2 separate regions of the Homo sapiens genome follow, and region 1 is linked to region 2. A link is a loop called in an ENCODE intact Hi-C map of the cell type or tissue named here. Cell type or tissue: ascending aorta. All regions are shown on one strand. Links, peaks and the distances in the headings refer to the core of each region. The heading gives the core; the rest is flanking DNA.

Evidence for each region. A loop is a pair of places that touch in the nucleus more often than their neighbours do. Peaks named below come from ENCODE experiments on the same cell type or tissue, not always from the same donor. Only the 100,000 strongest peaks of a DNase experiment are listed, where the experiment ranks them.
Region 1: a loop joins it to region 2, with 3 times the contacts of the local background. A loop is called at or near these places in 4 of 110 quality-filtered maps.

The regions. Positions count from the first base shown.
Region 1 is chr20:10,293,683-10,301,891 of GRCh38, reverse strand. SNAP25 (synaptosome associated protein 25) reads right to left here. Exons shown (of 8, transcript NM_130811.4): 6 at 4,842-4,967; 7 at 2,480-2,624. Among named protein-coding and RNA genes, the nearest start is that of SNAP25-AS1, 78 kb to the right of the region's middle. RefSeq lists an enhancer at 479-1,396. In ascending aorta, for the core only: no CTCF peak of the experiment used is centred there; a DNase peak (open chromatin) is centred at 3,795; H3K27ac peaks cover 4,348 bases.
Region 2 is chr20:10,422,401-10,430,609 of GRCh38, reverse strand. The region is part of intron 1 of MKKS (MKKS centrosomal shuttling protein); the gene reads left to right. The region is part of intron 1 of LOC128706665; the gene reads left to right. The region is part of intron 1 of LOC128706666; the gene reads left to right. Among named protein-coding and RNA genes, the nearest start is that of MKKS, 7.7 kb to the left of the region's middle. RefSeq lists a silencer at 2,298-2,347. In ascending aorta, for the core only: a CTCF peak has its summit at 3,317 (motif pointing right); a DNase peak (open chromatin) is centred at 3,329.

The sequences.
Region 1 (8,209 bases), core at 1,119-6,118, 130 kb after region 2:
AATATATATATTATATATTATATAATATATATAGTTATTTATTTATATATATAAGGTTATTATTTATATACATAAATACCCTTAAGCAGAAAACGAGATTTTTAAATAAAGTAATTTCTTGACAATCCATGAGGATGTATTGAAAATCTCATTGTTAAGGACTCCCAAAACTTCACTATTGATCCAAGTGATGAGAAAAGATCATGATTGATAGAGCTGGGTAAAGGTTGCTGTTGGGGTCATGAGAGATTATGAGAGAAACATCATAAGACTCTCCTTACCCCTACAGTGTGATTGCAATTACATCTTAGATATGCAGGAAACTTCCACATACTGTCCCGTTATCAGAAATGAGAACTTCAATGAGAAGGTGGAAATCTATTAATAATTGTGCAGTTCATGCGACATGATCATTTGGGGCAATGCTGGGTTGAAGTGGGCTCTATTTAAATCATGTGTGGATTTTGATTCTGGAAAAAAAAGGGGCTATTTAAAGTGCTGACTGGAAACTAGTTATTCAAAGGCAATTAGACCCTTCTCCCACTTAAATGATTCTGCACTCAAGGAATGATACAAATTGAAATAGTCATTATCCATCCACCTGCCTGGCTTCTGATTAAACCTTGTAGCTGCATATGTCTCTGTCTTTATAGTACACTGGGCGTAGAAGAAAAACCTTCTCCCTAAAGATGAGAACTAGAAATTCAAAGTGGCAGAATCAAGATGCCACTTGCCTTTCCAGGAACACATTTTCTTGCTTAAAGTTCAACTCTGTCAATAAGAGTTTGACCCTTCTATTAGTAAAGACGCTCCTTCTGGAACCCTAATTGGCTTTGATGCATTATCTAGCTGCATCTGCAAGTAAAGTGGGTCCATTAATAGAAAATGAATACTTCCTGTTTTTTTCAAATTGTTTTTTCTGTTGGAGGGCAGCTCAGCAATGATTTTTTAGTTCATTATTCTGGGCCGTAATGGGTTAGGTCAGCTTGTGTTGGCTCTAGTGAGTTTTGAAACTCTCATTATTATTCTAATATCTATTGATTTACACAGCTTTAAAAGCTTTATCATATGAAAGCCTTCTTAACAACGATAAGCATGCCATTACTTGCAAAAGTAAGCAAAGCACAAGTATTTTGCCAACCAACACTAAAGTTTGCGTAGTTTTCATACTGATCAGGCAAAATATGCAATCAGATATTTTTAACATGGAGTATGTACAACACAACAGGACAAAGTGTTCCCTTTATGCCTACTTACTCCTTTTTCAAGTCATTGGAGGTTGCTTGCATACCAAGAAACTACTATTTAGATTTATGATTCTAAAAATCTTAAAAGTATCCTTCTCTGCTCACCAAAATGGAATGAATTATTATAAGAAAATTTAGGATATCAGACAAAGAACTTCAACGTCTCCCAGGGAATAAACACACAACATAAGTTACCCACATTGAGTAGATTATAGATGTACAATTATCGTTAAATCTATAATGTCTCTTTTTCTCCTTTTTAGCATTTGGACATAAGAGTTTGTAATCAATATTCAAGACCCTACTGATTGAGGAAAGGGCATGAAACATGGAAATATAAATTATGTCGGAGTTCTGTGTTGTAGAATATCAGGTTTTGGTGCCCTAGGTCTCTTTATAGGAACGTTCCAGTGTTTCTTTCCAATCTCTTCTAATTTTAAGCCCCCAAACCCACCCCTTCCCAGTCTACTCCCTCCAGTCTTTCTTATGGCCCACGTTGACATGGTGGATCTTAGAGCCAAGTCTGGTGTCCTTGTGTAAACTCAATTTCATCATATAAAATTCCCTGTTTTTAGAACTGGGGATGTGAACTGTTAAACTGGAAATGGAACCTGGATATTTTTGAATTCTCATTAAAGCTTTGGCATTTATAAAAGCAAAGCTCATAATCATGTCCTGGCTATACTGACTATTCTTTCTCCCATTTTCTGATTCTATCCCTTCACCACCTCCACTTGACAAACTATTAATACTAACCATCCTTCAAGATTCAATTCAAAGTCAACTTATTCTGAGATTTTCCCGAACTTTGCCTCTTGAGATCTTTCCTTATCTAACCTTGTTTAGCATTTTATCTGTGGATCTCTTAGTGAATTATATTTTGAGTGATAGAAAATTCATCTGGAGGCTCGTAGCCTCCCATAGGCCGTGAATTTCTTGGCAGTAGGGGTGGTGTCTTTCTCATGTGTACATGGCCCACAGTGCCTAGCACAATGCCTGGCTGACAGGAGCCTTTGAGAATATTTGCTGGATTAAATTTGACCCTCTTATTTTCACTCCAATTCTGTTGCTGAGTCCTATATTTTTCTCTTGGAAAATGAAGAACATTTCCAGCTATCAGTGCGCCTGAATCCAAGGTCGTGTTTTGAGGATCTTGTTATGCCCTTCACACTTCCTGTTGGTCATTTCAGAAGTGACTCGCAGTAGGGACTTGCTGACTGCCACGTGCTCACCTTCTCCATGATCCTGTCGATCTGGCGATTCTGTGTATCGATCTCATTGCCCATATCCAGGGCCATGTGACGGAGGTTCCCGATGATGCCGCTCACCTGCTCTAGGTTTTCATCCATTTCATTTTCTCGGGCATCATTTGTTACCCTGGGATCCAAAGAGCAAGTTTTAGAAGACAGAGGGTGGAAAACATATTGAATACCAAGGACCCAAAGCATAGTGGAAATCTGTCGTCCTCTGGGCATCAACTTTATCTATCTTTAATCTCCATCCAGTACAAAAACACATTTTAGCTTTCATACATTTAAAAAAAATGTTTAAAATTGCTTTTTGAACCCTTGAATTTCTATTCTTAAAGAAGGTATATTAAATAGATTAATTTATCTACTTTCTCACTCCTTCCATTATGTTGTTTCCCCTTCATATGTTTATTTCAATTTTTATTGTTTAAGGATGAAAACATTTTCTTTGAAAGGACTTTAGGTCAGAGCACGAAGATGGAATTAGAAACGATATTCTTCTTTCTAAGAATATTCTTAATATTTCTAAGACTCAAATTAAGTCTCAAAATTTCTAAGACTCAAATTAAGAATACAATAAAAAGCTTATTGTGCTAAGTCAGAGTCTCTGTGCTCATCTCTTTTCACACTTGGGATTGACACCAATGGGAAGAGTAATGATAATTACAGTTTGCCCCTTAACCCTGCTTGCTCCCAGGAACTCCAAGGAGAGCTACTTGTTCAAGATGATTTTTATTTACTCATATGTTAATAACATGGGTTTTTTAGTGGCATGGTGCATAGGTGATTTCAGAGTCAAAAACTGTGAAACTGTGACAAAAGAGTATTGTTTCAGGTTGAGTGGAATGGGAATGGGAGGAAGGAGCTGGCTCACAAAACACATTACATTTTTTCACAGTCCAACTTGAAAGTTAAGGAGGTACTTATTTCAGAATTTCCCTAGTATATATGGTATTGAGCTAAAAAATATTCAGAAGGGTTAAAATCCTTCCCCCATGGTAACTCCCAATGCAGACTGGCTCATTATGGTTTCAAAAGCAGCCCAGGGCAGAGAAAATTAAAAAACTAAAGGAGAACTTTCTGGCTTTTTCCTGTAGGGAAGAAGTTTATTTAAATGATCATCAATAGCTAAGAGATACTTCTAGTTCAATGGTGCTTGGCCCTGAGTGCATATCAGAATCACCTGAGGAGCTTTAATGGGCCACAGGTGCTTGTGTCTCACTTCAAGAGATTCTGGTTCAATTGGTGTGGATTGGGCCCAAACACTGGTAGTAAAAGAAAAAAAAGTCTCCCCTGGTGATTCTAATGTACAGCCAGGCTTGAGAACCCTTGGGCTACTTTCCCTGGGAGCAAAGGGAGAGCTGAGTTCTGAATTGGCTGATGTGTGTAACTTGAGTTTTTTTTTTTTTTAAAGGAAATGCCCCTGAGTCATAATTTGAACTTTTAAAAATAGATATTTAAATTGGCTTTTGATTCTAGGTTTCAAAATAAATCATTAATAAGAAGCTCATTATTCTCTATTTTCACTCCAAATCCGTTCTTGGACCTTCTTTGCTCTGTGCTCTCAGGAGCTGACCTCATGACTATATCACCCAGCTCCTCTTACCCTCTGGCTTTCAGTAGGCTTTGGCTAATGGCCAATGAAACTGCAGGGCAAGAGGAGTGAGGGGCTACAGCATTTATTTCCCTCTTTCACTCCCTGTTAGCTTTGGTAGTGGCTGTATTTCTCTACTGATAGTTCCTTGCCCACAGTCGTAACTATTGCTGGGTTCTGATAATCATTCCTTCTCCTGTCCCCCAGGACTATGGTGGTAACAACTTCCTGCTATTGCTAGCTCAGAAGTGCTTCACCATTCCTTGTTATTAGTCCTGCCCACCCCTCTGTAAGTAGTCTCTTTTATAAGCTCTATTCAATTAAACTCATGGAATGTGATGCCTGTCTACTGCCACATTGAGTCTGGATGTGGTCATGTGACTTGCTTTGTCTAATGAAACCGGCAAATACAAGGTAAGCAAGCAAAGGTTTGGTAAGTGCACTGAGGCTTGCCCCCTTGGAATACTGCTACCACCATGTAAGGAACCTGGGCTCTCTTGCTGAAGAGGCCACATGGAGAAGAACAGACATGCCCCACCAACAGCCCCAGCCAACCACCAGACAAGTGAATGGGGCCATCTTGGATCACCCCACCCAGGCAAGGTCCAGGAAAGGCTTAGAAAAGAACACTTAGCAGGTATGTAGATTAATGAGCAATAAAATGGTTGTTTTTTAGAAAACCACTCAGTTTTGGAGTTGTTTGTACTTGACAATAGAGAACTGCTACAGTGTATGCTGCATGAGGCTCACCTGCGGATGAAGCCGCCACTGATGGCCATCTGCTCCCGTTCGTCCACTACACGAGCAGGCTGGCTGGCCACCACTCCGTCCTGATTATTGCCCCAGGCTTTTTTGTAAGCATCACTTGATTTAAGCCTATGCAAAAGAGAGGGTGAGTGACAAGGCACAGGGGTGGAGGAGCAAGCTCTCAACAATTGTCACTTCTTCAAGCGAAGAATCGAACCAAGCGAATGAGTTTTAAGTCGAGGCATTAGATAATACCGATATATCATAATCCAGACCCAAACAGTTGGCCACCACCATGCCTCAGCTACTCAACATTTCACTTCCAATCGAATCCATTGCAATGGACTGCAATCTTTGCCCACAAGGTTGTTCTTGTTTTGGTTTGTTTTGTGGTTTAGTTTGGATTTTGGACAAGGATTAAGGTAGCTGGAGGACATTTAATTCTATTTTAGTGATGTGATTATATTTGGAGACATAAAACAGAGAAAAACATACTGGCAGACAGACACAAAACAAGACTGCCAAGTAGAGTGTGCACATCACACCACAGCAACACACTGTCATCAAGAAAACATCCTCAACCAAGTTTTTACACACCATCATGCAAAGATCCCTGTGGAATATTTTTTTTTCCCAACACGTGTGGAACTAACATTTCCAAAGCTCCATGAAGGACATAAAGGATTGGTGGTTGGCCAAGAGTGATGGTCTTTGCATTGCCTCTAGAGTGATTTGAATTAGATAATATATCGGTACTTCCAAACAGTCACCATACATCCAGAGTTGATGTACAAACCTTTGTCCACAGAGACAAAAAGTAAAAGAAGCATAGTGAAATGAATGCAGGAAAAGAGAAGAGAGAACAAGCCATCTAGCACCAAAAAGGGAAACCCCTCTACGTCTTCTTCATGCACCAGCTACAGGCATGAGTAGAAAGTGAAGCATTCTCATTTAAGCCAAACTACTCCAGAAGTTGACCATTCTCGAAAAAGGCACTAGCAGGACAGTAATAGCCTTCATGAGGATTTGAAACGCAGGTTCAGTAGCTTCTTTGTTGGGCTGAGGGGCAGGGCAGAGAGTGCTTACAAACTCCTAGTTTAAACTATCCTGGGGTTGTAATGGAGGAGAGTGGTTTAATGCTGGTATGGTCTCCATGGGCTGTATTTCACTGAGCTGCCTTGGAGAAAAGACTTAAAATCCAGGCATACCTATTGTGCCCAATAGAAACATGTGCAGCATATTTTGGTGAGTGTTGTAATTAAAGGCAATCAAAGATGTTTTTAGGTTCTTTACATAGTAGAAACCATATGCTTTTTAGTCCAAAAACAAGAGACATTCTTTGGTCCCATTTTCACATTTTTTTTTGTAAGACACCAGAATTTAACATTTTATCTTCTTCTTTCGCCAGAGGACCACAGCCATCTATTAAAACTGGCTCTAATACTTGCAGACTGGGGGCCAAGCAACCCTAGAGACAAACTGGAAAATTGTACCAATGGAATTTCAGCAACTCCCACAATCAAGTCTATAATGCCGCAGGCCTTAGTGCAGTCAAAATTAATTGCACCAAAGGGCCATGGACCCATTCAATGAAACGAGATCCCCAAACTAAATTTAATAGGGCTTAGAGTCTGGCTTTTTTAATTTTTATTTTTCCAACTCCCCATCTCCTCCCTCCTCAGATTAAAAGAAGTTATATGGACTTTGTGATGTTTTCTGCTATGTCAAATGTCTGCTATACCATCTTTGGCAAAGTCAAAGGAGTGGGAAGTATGCGTTTCTGAAAGAAGGCAAACCACTGCACCCACAATGCTGCACATAGACTCACATCACTGCCGTACATCTACCATCGTCCCTTGAAACATGCCGAGACAGGGCGAAGCCCTCAGAGAGTCCAGGGCACCACCAGCCACTGCGTTGTGACACATGGTTTTTAAAGCATTATTTACACACAATAGGGAACACCTCAGTCAAGCTTTGAAGCTTAGTTTAGGGTCTCTTGTGCATTAAGGAAATTAGTGACCACTCAAAAGTGGAATTCGTAGGAGCCATCATTTCATTAGAACATCAGAATCCATCCCAGGGGACCCTGCCTTCACCCTTTCTTCACACACAGTTGATGAAGGGGGGAAAATGTATCTGTTGGAATTTATCATGAAATGGATGGAAATCTCACCTGGGGGCAAGTTGCCACTGAAAGGAATATACAGTCAAATCTTGACTAACTGGAATGCTTGGTAATGAGGCTTTTTTTTTTTTTTTCTGATGAATTATATGACTTTCTTAATGAACAGTGGGGCCATGGAGGAAAGTTTTGTTTCATGGATGATGAGTGAATATCTTTGCTAGACTCCTGAGCCACTTTCCTGCCTGAAAGTCTTAAGGTAGAAGACCTGATTGAATCTTTCCTTGGTTATCATTTATACTGATTGCTTGATGGCCTTTTCTGTGAAGATCAACTCTTATTGTTTGGTCCTCATAGATGTGGAAGTTGCAGGAGGATGGAGACTAAGTGAGACAATGCAAACTACCCTGGAAGAAAAACCATTTTACATTTCTGATGTGATTTTTTTTCTTTGTTTCTTTTTTGCTAAAAATGGAAGGGAGCAAGAGCATGCAGCTGAGGTTTCCAGTTAGCTAGATTCCAGTTAATCAGGCTTTACTGTAGATCACTCTTTAAAAAGCAGAATTTTTTAATTTTTTTGCAATATGAGCCCCTCCCCCTCCTAAACAGGAAGTGGGATATTTTAAATCAGCCTCAAAGTTTAAAGGATGTGAATGGTCATATAATCTGCTAAAAATGACGTCAATTTCTATTCTAAAAGCTAGGATCAGGAGAGCTTTTAGGAAAAAGTCTTCTTTTAGAAGGGGGAAGTGGGAGGGGTGAGGGAGATTGGATAAGGAGTTTAATTTTCCAAATGCATGTTGGGCAATCCACTCATGCATTTCTTTTTCCACCACTAGTCAAATGAGACAATCTTCCAGAACCCTCAGTTTTAGGTTCCTTCCATTGCAAACCTTTATAACCACATGTCACATTTCTGCTACATTCCAAAAAAGCGTTGCAGAACCTTGAGAACAGTTGAATGTTTTGTGATGTTGTGCATGCAAAATCTACACATTTCAACATTTCAGCCAGTGTACGGGTAGATCTTCCAAGGAGAAAAATTTGGGAGGGATGGGTCCAATTTGAGTAAGGCTTGAGCACTTCTTGCTGAAGAGCTCATTGCCTCTGTGTTGGGTGCAGTGGCAGCATCTATTGACAAAATTTGGCAACTGGTGGGCAGTAGAAAGGGAGAATCTCTGTCATATTCTCTAATTTATAGAATCCTTCCCTGGGCCAAATTACCTGTCTCTTTTATTTTGGAAAA
Region 2 (8,209 bases), core at 1,061-6,060:
TCTTAGCTAACTAACTGAAACTGCCCAGAGAAGTGGGCCTTCCTTTATGGGGACCACTTCCCTTAGTTTGGGCATTAATTCTAATCCTCTCCAGTTCTTGCTATACTACAGGTTAATTCCAGTAATGTTTTTTTTCTTTTTGACATAATCAAAATAATAATAGCTAACAATTACTGAGCCCAGACAAAGTGCCAAGTATTGTGATAACTGCACAGCAAGCTTATGATATGGATGTTATTATTCACATTGTACACACAATGGAACTGAAGCACAATGAGATTAAGTGACTAATCCAAGGCCACACAGCCAGTTGTAAAGTGGTAAGTGAAGATTCAAAGCCAGGTGGTATGAGTCCACAGCTCATCCCTTAATCACTACATGACAATGCATTCTTACAAAAATGATTTAAAGTGCTTGACTTTCTGAAAACTGGTAGGCAGGATCTAGATCCTAGTGGATTTTTCTTTCTGCTGTACTAAGAAATTTAGATTTCACTCTAGTCAAAAATGTCACTAAAGGCTTTTAAGCAAAGCAGGAATACAACCAGATTTGTTTTTGTTTTTGTTTTTTTGTTTTTTGTTTTGCAAGATGGCTATATTAAAAGTGTAGAGAATGGATTAGTGGATGTAGACTAGAACAGTGGGTCTCAAACTTTAGCTTCAGAATTACCTAAAGAATTAATTAAAACACAGATTACTGGACCCCACCCTAGAGTTTCTGACTCAGTAGGTCAGGAGGGGCAGCTTGATAATTTGCATTTCTAGTAAATTCCCAAGTGTTGCTAATGGCACTGTTGAGAGGACCACAGTTTGAGAACTACTGGAATTGAAGCAAGGAGGTCATGTGAGGGCGCGAGGGTCTGGACTGTGACCCTAGGGAGGAGGGATTATGTAAAGAAACACTTATGTCAAATGGCAGGATGTGCTGAGTGAGTTGATGAGGAGCATGAGGAAAAGGGCAGAGTCCAGTATATCCAGATTTCTGAATTGAATGGCTTAGTAGATGATGCTTTTTGTTAACGAAACAGGAAATCCAGGTGGAACAGCAGTTTGGGAGGGAAAGAGGACTTATTTTTATATGAGATGAATTGAGACTATTTGTGGGGACGGTTAGTTCAAAGGTGTACAGTAGCAGTTTATTATGTGGGTCTAAGCTGGAGATGAACGTGTGAGAGCCAGAGTGGATGCATGATCATAGAAGTTTGGGGATTGAATGAGACCGCCCAGGAAACAAACACTACCAAAGACAGATCTTTGATAAGGATGAATAGGTGGATGGAAACCAGCAGGCTATTAAAGGAGACTAAGAAGGAACAGTATAGAGTCCTGAGTACTTAGGAGTCTCAAGAACACATCAAAAGGCTACAGGGAGATTATGTAAGGGGAAGGATTGGTGATCTTTATGGTCAGAACACTTTCCATGGAGAATGAAACAAAAGCAGATTGCTTGGGTTTGAAGATGGAATGGGAAGTGACTAGGAAAAGATGCATTATTTGAAAGGAAAGAGATTGTGTAGTACTGGGAAGGAAGATGGTAAAGGGCAGTTGCCTTAGGGAATTTGTTTTTGACTCTTTTCAGTGGAGAAAAATAGTCATAGTTATGCAAAAGAGAAAGGCCCTTAAGAGTGGAAGGTTGGAGGTAGATGAGAGGGGATAATGAAGTTAGAACCCCAAAGACACAGTAGAAAGTGGGACTGGAACACAGGTAATAGGAATACCAGTTCTTCTGACAGCAGGCAAGGAGTTTTATTTATTTATTTATTTATTGAGACGGAGTCTTGCTCTGTCACCTAGGCTGGAGTGCAATGGCGCGATCTCGACTCACTGTAATGTAACCTCTGCCTCCTGGATTCAAGCGATTCTCCTGTTTCAGCCTCCCAGGTAACTGGGATTACAGGTGCACCCACCACATCCAGCTAATTTTTCATATTTTTGGTAGAAATGGGGTTTCACCATCTTGGCCAAACTGGTCTCAAAATCCTGACCTCAAGTGATCCACCTTCCTCAGCCTCCCCGAGTGCTGGAATTAGAGGCGTGAGCCACCGCGCCCAGCTGAAAGAAGATTTAGTTGAGAGCTAAGGTGCACATAAGGGGACAACAAGTTAGAGGTGTTCATACCTAAAGAGCTATAATGTCCTCTGGCCAATAGGTTATCTGCAGAAATGAAGGTGGAGCATACAATTAAAATCTTGAAAATGATGAAGGGTAGAAATGGGCTCTTTAGGGATTCAGAACATACCAGGAACATAAAGTGTTTGCTGTAGCACTAAAGGCCCATTCATCTAGGTATCTGATCTGGAACAATCTGGCTATCTGCATGATACCTACTCCCCTCTCCTCCACCAATCACCAGCATCAAATGGCAGCCAGGGTGTAAAAACAGTGAAAGGGGACAGGATTCTCAGACAACTCTATAAACCACTACAACCATTGTGATAAACCACAGCTTGCTGGTAAGCTAGTTTTCACTTCTCATTAGTTGTTAATCACTTGCTTAATATTTGAGACTGCCTACAATTAGTGAAACCCCCATATAAGACTTATGATGCTTTCAGTATATTTTTTATTTACAAATACATTAAATTCACAGCAATGAGCAGGGAGGAATAGCAAAAGACATAAGATACTTACGCATACCTGTTTCGGCCTTCTGACTGCAGATCCACTCCTGACTCAGTTACGCTGTTAGCAGCCCAGCTCTTGGATATAGGTCAAGCTGACCTTGAATGGTTTGGTGGGGAAGGTGGTAGGATTTGCAGAATGGAAACTTTAGAACTCAATTATGATCCATGGGTTCATTAAGAATTACAGTATTGTTTTTGGGGTGTGTGTTTTTACAAGACTGGAGAAGTCCAGCAAAATGAGTGTTATTTTAGGTGATATAGTTGGAAAAGAAAAAGGAAAACGATTGTTCTGTTTACCATGTCAGTTCATTTCATAGCACAGTTGAAGACCACGTGCAGTCTTTTCTATTGTGTACACAGAAAAAATGCCACAATTCAAACTGCTGTATTAAAAATTGAGGATAAAAAATAACTTTTGAATGTTGATGATGAGAATTCAGAAATGAAGAATTCACAAATACCTAAAGCCAACATTGTCATTGTAAAAGAAAAGGCATAGTACAATTCCAGTAAACTTCATAAAGTTTCATTATCACAAGAGCTGGGTTAATTGGTTTTTAATATTCTATCTAATGTTCTTCTCATGATTAAATTACATTCAGTGGAAGTTTTTAAAAATTACAATTTTTTCAAATCACAACAGCAATTAAGACCAAAAAGAATCCGTTTTACACTGTGTCCAAAAGGCCAGCAGATGGCGCCCAGCAAGCCCAATAGGCAAAATGAGAACATTTGATGTAACATTCCCTGCATCCAAGTTATTTTAGGCCTAATTTTGCAGGAAGCAATTAAAAAAACTTGATGGCTTTAACTAATACTATGCTAGATAGAATAATCTGATGGCTAGATCCAGCTGTTTGGGAAGTTCTAGGAAGCTTGCTTGCCTTTTTGCCCTTAACCTTACTTTGTGTGTGTGTGTGTGTGTGTGTGTGTGTGTGTGTGTGTGTGTGTGTGTGTCAGTGTTTTCTTTTCTTGGCCTTTAAGCTACTCTAAAAGATTACAGTATTTATAATGAGGTAGAAGCATAGCAAGTTCTCCCTCTTCTGTTCATTAATCTCTTGCTGTCATTCTATACTGAGAACTAAATTAAAGAAAACTGAACTAACCCAGCTAATCTCAACCATTAGTAGGTCACGGATGTGTTTTTGGAGGATATAGACTCTTTTGCCCTCTAATTTTTTTGTTTTTCTTACCTCCAGAACTGTAAGATGCCCTCTAATTTTGGACAAGTGAAATGACAGCTGTTAACCTTTTATATACCTGACATGAAAATCAGCCAAGGACATGCCACGGGGCGTGCATGGCTCATGCCTGTAATCCCAGCACTTTGGGAGGCTGAGGCGGACATATCACTTGAGGCCAGGAGTTGAGACCAGCCTGGGCAACATGGTGAAACCCCGTCTCTACTAAAATACAAAAATTAGTCGGGCATGGTGGCGTGGGCCTGTAATCTCAGCTACCTGGGAGGCTGAGGTACGAGAATCCCTTAAATCTGGCATGCGGAGGTGAGCCGAGATCACACCACTACGCTCCCCCTTGGGCAACAGAGTGAGACTGTCCCAAAAAAAGAAAAAAGAACAACATGCCAGGCATGATGCCCCAAGCTAGTTGACCTCAGTGATCCTCAAGGGTGTGCCTCACGCCCTCCAAATGTTCCCCTCATCCGTGATCACACACTGGAAATCCTGATAGACAGTACTGCCCAAGCTGGGGCACTAATTCTTGACTTGAAGAATTGCTTAGTAGAGTACTAGGCAAGACTTTAAAGACTTCACATCTAAATTGAATGCCACAGTTAACTGACAGTAATCTTAGAATCAATCATTTAATGTTTCTTCATTTATAAAATGATCTCATAAAGTTGCTATGAAAGCAAAACAAAATGAAAAATATGAAACTTTTGAATAATTTAAGACCATACTTTTGAGAGAAGAATATGAAAAGCATAATCCACATTAAGATTGCCTCTAAACTTTTTCTAAACTTAACAAAAGACATTTTAGTAAATGAAACTATAAATATCAACTCTATTTTACTTGATCTAAAATTTACTAATCTCATTTCATGTCTCTTGATTTCTCTATCCTTCTAAAGGAGTCTTTTTTTAGAAATATGTTTAAAGAAGATTCAGGAAAGAAAGAAAGGGCAGTGGCAAGTACATTAGAGGGTAAGGAAGGGAAAAAATCTCATTTCTCTTGTTGCTTTGCTCCAAACTTGAAAAGTTCAATAAATGAGCATCAAACACTAACTTATTTTAGGGATTAACCAGTTACTGCTCATCAAATCTGATCATTTTGAGCTTATTCTTGAGAAATCTTTGTTTTAGACTCAGAATCTCTACAAGACAGTCCATGCCTCTTGGAACAACTTGCCAAGTGTTTTGAGGGAAGGACCATCTCAAGGCAAACTGTAAATAGCTTAAGTTTGTTTCACAAATTGGATCTCCCAGTCTGTCTGCTTCTCAGTATCATGAACCTTTCTAAAAGTCAAGGTTTTAAAAACTTTCTTGTCAAGTTCATTTGAAAAATGAGTTAATTTTTAAGAAATTTGTTAATTCTGAAAAGCAGCACATAGAGGCTTTGAGCATGGACTCTGGAGTATTTACACAAATATTTATTGCCATAGCATATTTTGCAATAAAGCATTGAAAAATCTCAAATTTCTTTCAATCACAGATTGGTCAAATTAGGATATCGCCATTATAATCAAATGCTGTATAGCTCTTAAAAATGATAATGGAGATTTATATTCTTTGCAAGAGGGATTACAAAACAGCATGTGTATCATGATCACATTTTTGTTACACCCAAAAGATTTTAGCTCTCTTTTCCTTGTTTCTATATTTGCTAACTTTAAAAAGTAAGGTTATACTATACTATATTTATTAGAAAAGAACAGTAATGCTAATTTTCTTTCTTTCTTTTTTTTTTTTTGAGACGGAGTTTAGCTCTTGTTGCCTAGGTGGGAGTGCAATGGCATGATCTTGGCTCACTGCAACCTCCGCCTCCCAGGTTCAAGTGATTCTTCTGCCTCAGCCTCCCGAGTAGCTGGGATTACAGGCGCCTGCCACCACACCAGCCTAATTTTTTGTATTTTTAGTAGAGACAGGGTTTCACCATGTTGGCCAGACTGGTCTCAAACTCCTGACCTCAGGTGATCCACCTGCCTCGGCCTCCCAAAGTGCTGGGATTACAGGCATGAGCCACCGTGCCCTGCTCTAATTTTCATTTTGTAAAAAACCACAGAGGAACTAAGAAGAAAAAAAGTGCTAAATTTAAATTGTATCCCCAAAATATGTTTGATTGTAAGTAAAAGCTCTGCAAGAGTTTATAAACAAAATAAATAACACATTACCTCGCTAACTACCATATCAAATATAAAATTTGAAAACTATTTTTTTTTTTGTAAAACTAGCAATGAGCTTTGCTAGTAAGGTATAGTAAGGTCTAATGTGTCTTGCCCTGAGAAGAGGTTATGCAGGCAATAGAATACATCCAATGTACTGGAGATTTTTCACTATTAAGTGAAAGAAATGAAGTAGTTTAAAGTTATATGCCAATGTCATTTTTTAAAAATATATGTTTTTTCTTTTAAAATAGAGATGAAGTCTCACTGTATTGCCCAGGCAGTCTCGAACTCATGGGCTCAAGCAGTCCCCCTGCCTGAGCCTCCTAGAGTGCTGGGGTAACAGGTGTGAGCCACTGTGCCTGGCCTTTTTTTTTCCTTTTTATTTAATATATATTTTTTTCTTTTAAAATAGAGATGAGGTCTCATTATATGCCAATGTCATTTTAAAGTGCTAATTCCATCTTGCTCAGTGAAAAGGGACTATTATATGTACAGTGTGATACTTATTGTTTTTATGTGAATTAAATGAAAACTCTAAAAATAGTTTGTAACGTGAAAAGCCCTTCCATACTGATCCTAATCATTTCCCAAGCCTCTCAAAGGACAACAGAATTATCTGTCAGAAAATAGTTACTTGCTCTCTCACCCCCATTAGCCAAATCAATATATGAGATATGGAGAATTTGAGGAAGTGGGGACATGTAGATGTTCAGTAAACATTAAAGCAATTAATCATTAAATCAGTCTACATCATTTACTAACCAGGAAATACTGTACTGAGTCTCAGTGATGTTTAGCAAATAGAGTTTTCAGTTAAAATAGATACTGATTTCCAGGTTTAACTAAACCTAAATCTAGAAAAAGATTCATCGATCCTTAAGTTATCCTAATGGAAAGAGTAATAGACTGTTAAGCACAATATACATAAAATTGAGCATTTCTTTTATCTTTAACTGGGAGATGACCTAAAGATTCACTAAGTATTATAGGGAGCTAACCCTATATAATTTTCACTCTTCTCAAAGAGGGTTCATACTATGTCATTACATGCTGTTAACCACTTTGCTGGAGAGAATAGTACAACACTTCCCCAAACATTAGTGTTACAGATTGTCATTTAATTTGTTCCTAATTTTAGTTCTTGAGTTACAAATCTCAATTTTATTATTACATCCTTTTATCCTATCCAGTCTCTTTTTTGCTTTTGGTTTGTTTTTTTGAAACGATCGCATTTCATCACCTGTCCTGGAGTGCAATGGTGTTATCTCAGCTCACCGCAGCCTCAGCCTCCCAAGGTCCAAGCGATCCTCCTACCTCAGCACCCCCCACGCAGCTAGAACTACAGGCGTGCGCCACCATGCCCAGCTAATTTTTGTATTTTTTGTAGAAACGGGTTTTGCCACGTTGCCTAGGCTCAAGTGATCCGCCCACCTCAGGCTCCCGAAGTGTTAGGATTACACTTTTGTGAGCCACTGCACCTGGCCCTAATCTCTTTTTATAAGCTAGGGTTTTTTTTCCTTGAGTTTATAGTTCAGAAAAAAGCTGACAAATGTTGAATTATGTTAATGATCATGGAGAAGTAAATGGTGAATGGCAGAAATGGCTCTTAAAAGTAATGTGACTTGAAGGGCCGGGCGCAGTGGCTCACACCTGTAATCCCAGCACTTTGGGAGGCCGAGGCGAGCGGATCGCAAGGTCAGGAGATCGAGACCATCCTGGCTAACACGGTGAAACCCTGTCTCTACTAAAAATACAAAAAATTAGCCAGGTGTGGTGGCGGGCACCTGTAGTCCCAGCTACTCGGGAGGCTGAGGCAGGAGAATGGCGTGAACCTGGGAGGCGGAGCTTGCAGTGAGCTGAGATCGCACCACTGCACTACAGCTTGGGTGACAGAGCAAGACTCTGTCTCACAAAAAAAAAAAAAAGATAATATAACTTGATAACCTCATGTTGAGGGGAATAGAGGTGCCAAAGTCACCTTAAGTATTGAGACTGGATATAAATAACAGTATCTTCTAGGCCTTTAGTTAAGGTGTTTGCAAACAAGAATGCCATATGTCAATCAACACAGGCCAGCTGACCTTTGGTGCAGCCTCTGTCCCTCCTATAAGTAAGTAGCCCTTAATAGAATTCTTCCCTCCTTACTCTAAATTCCTCCCCCAGTTATTTTATTGTACCCTTAAATTCCCAAAGGCTTTTGCCTTTGGACTTCACAATGAAATTTAATTATGATACAGT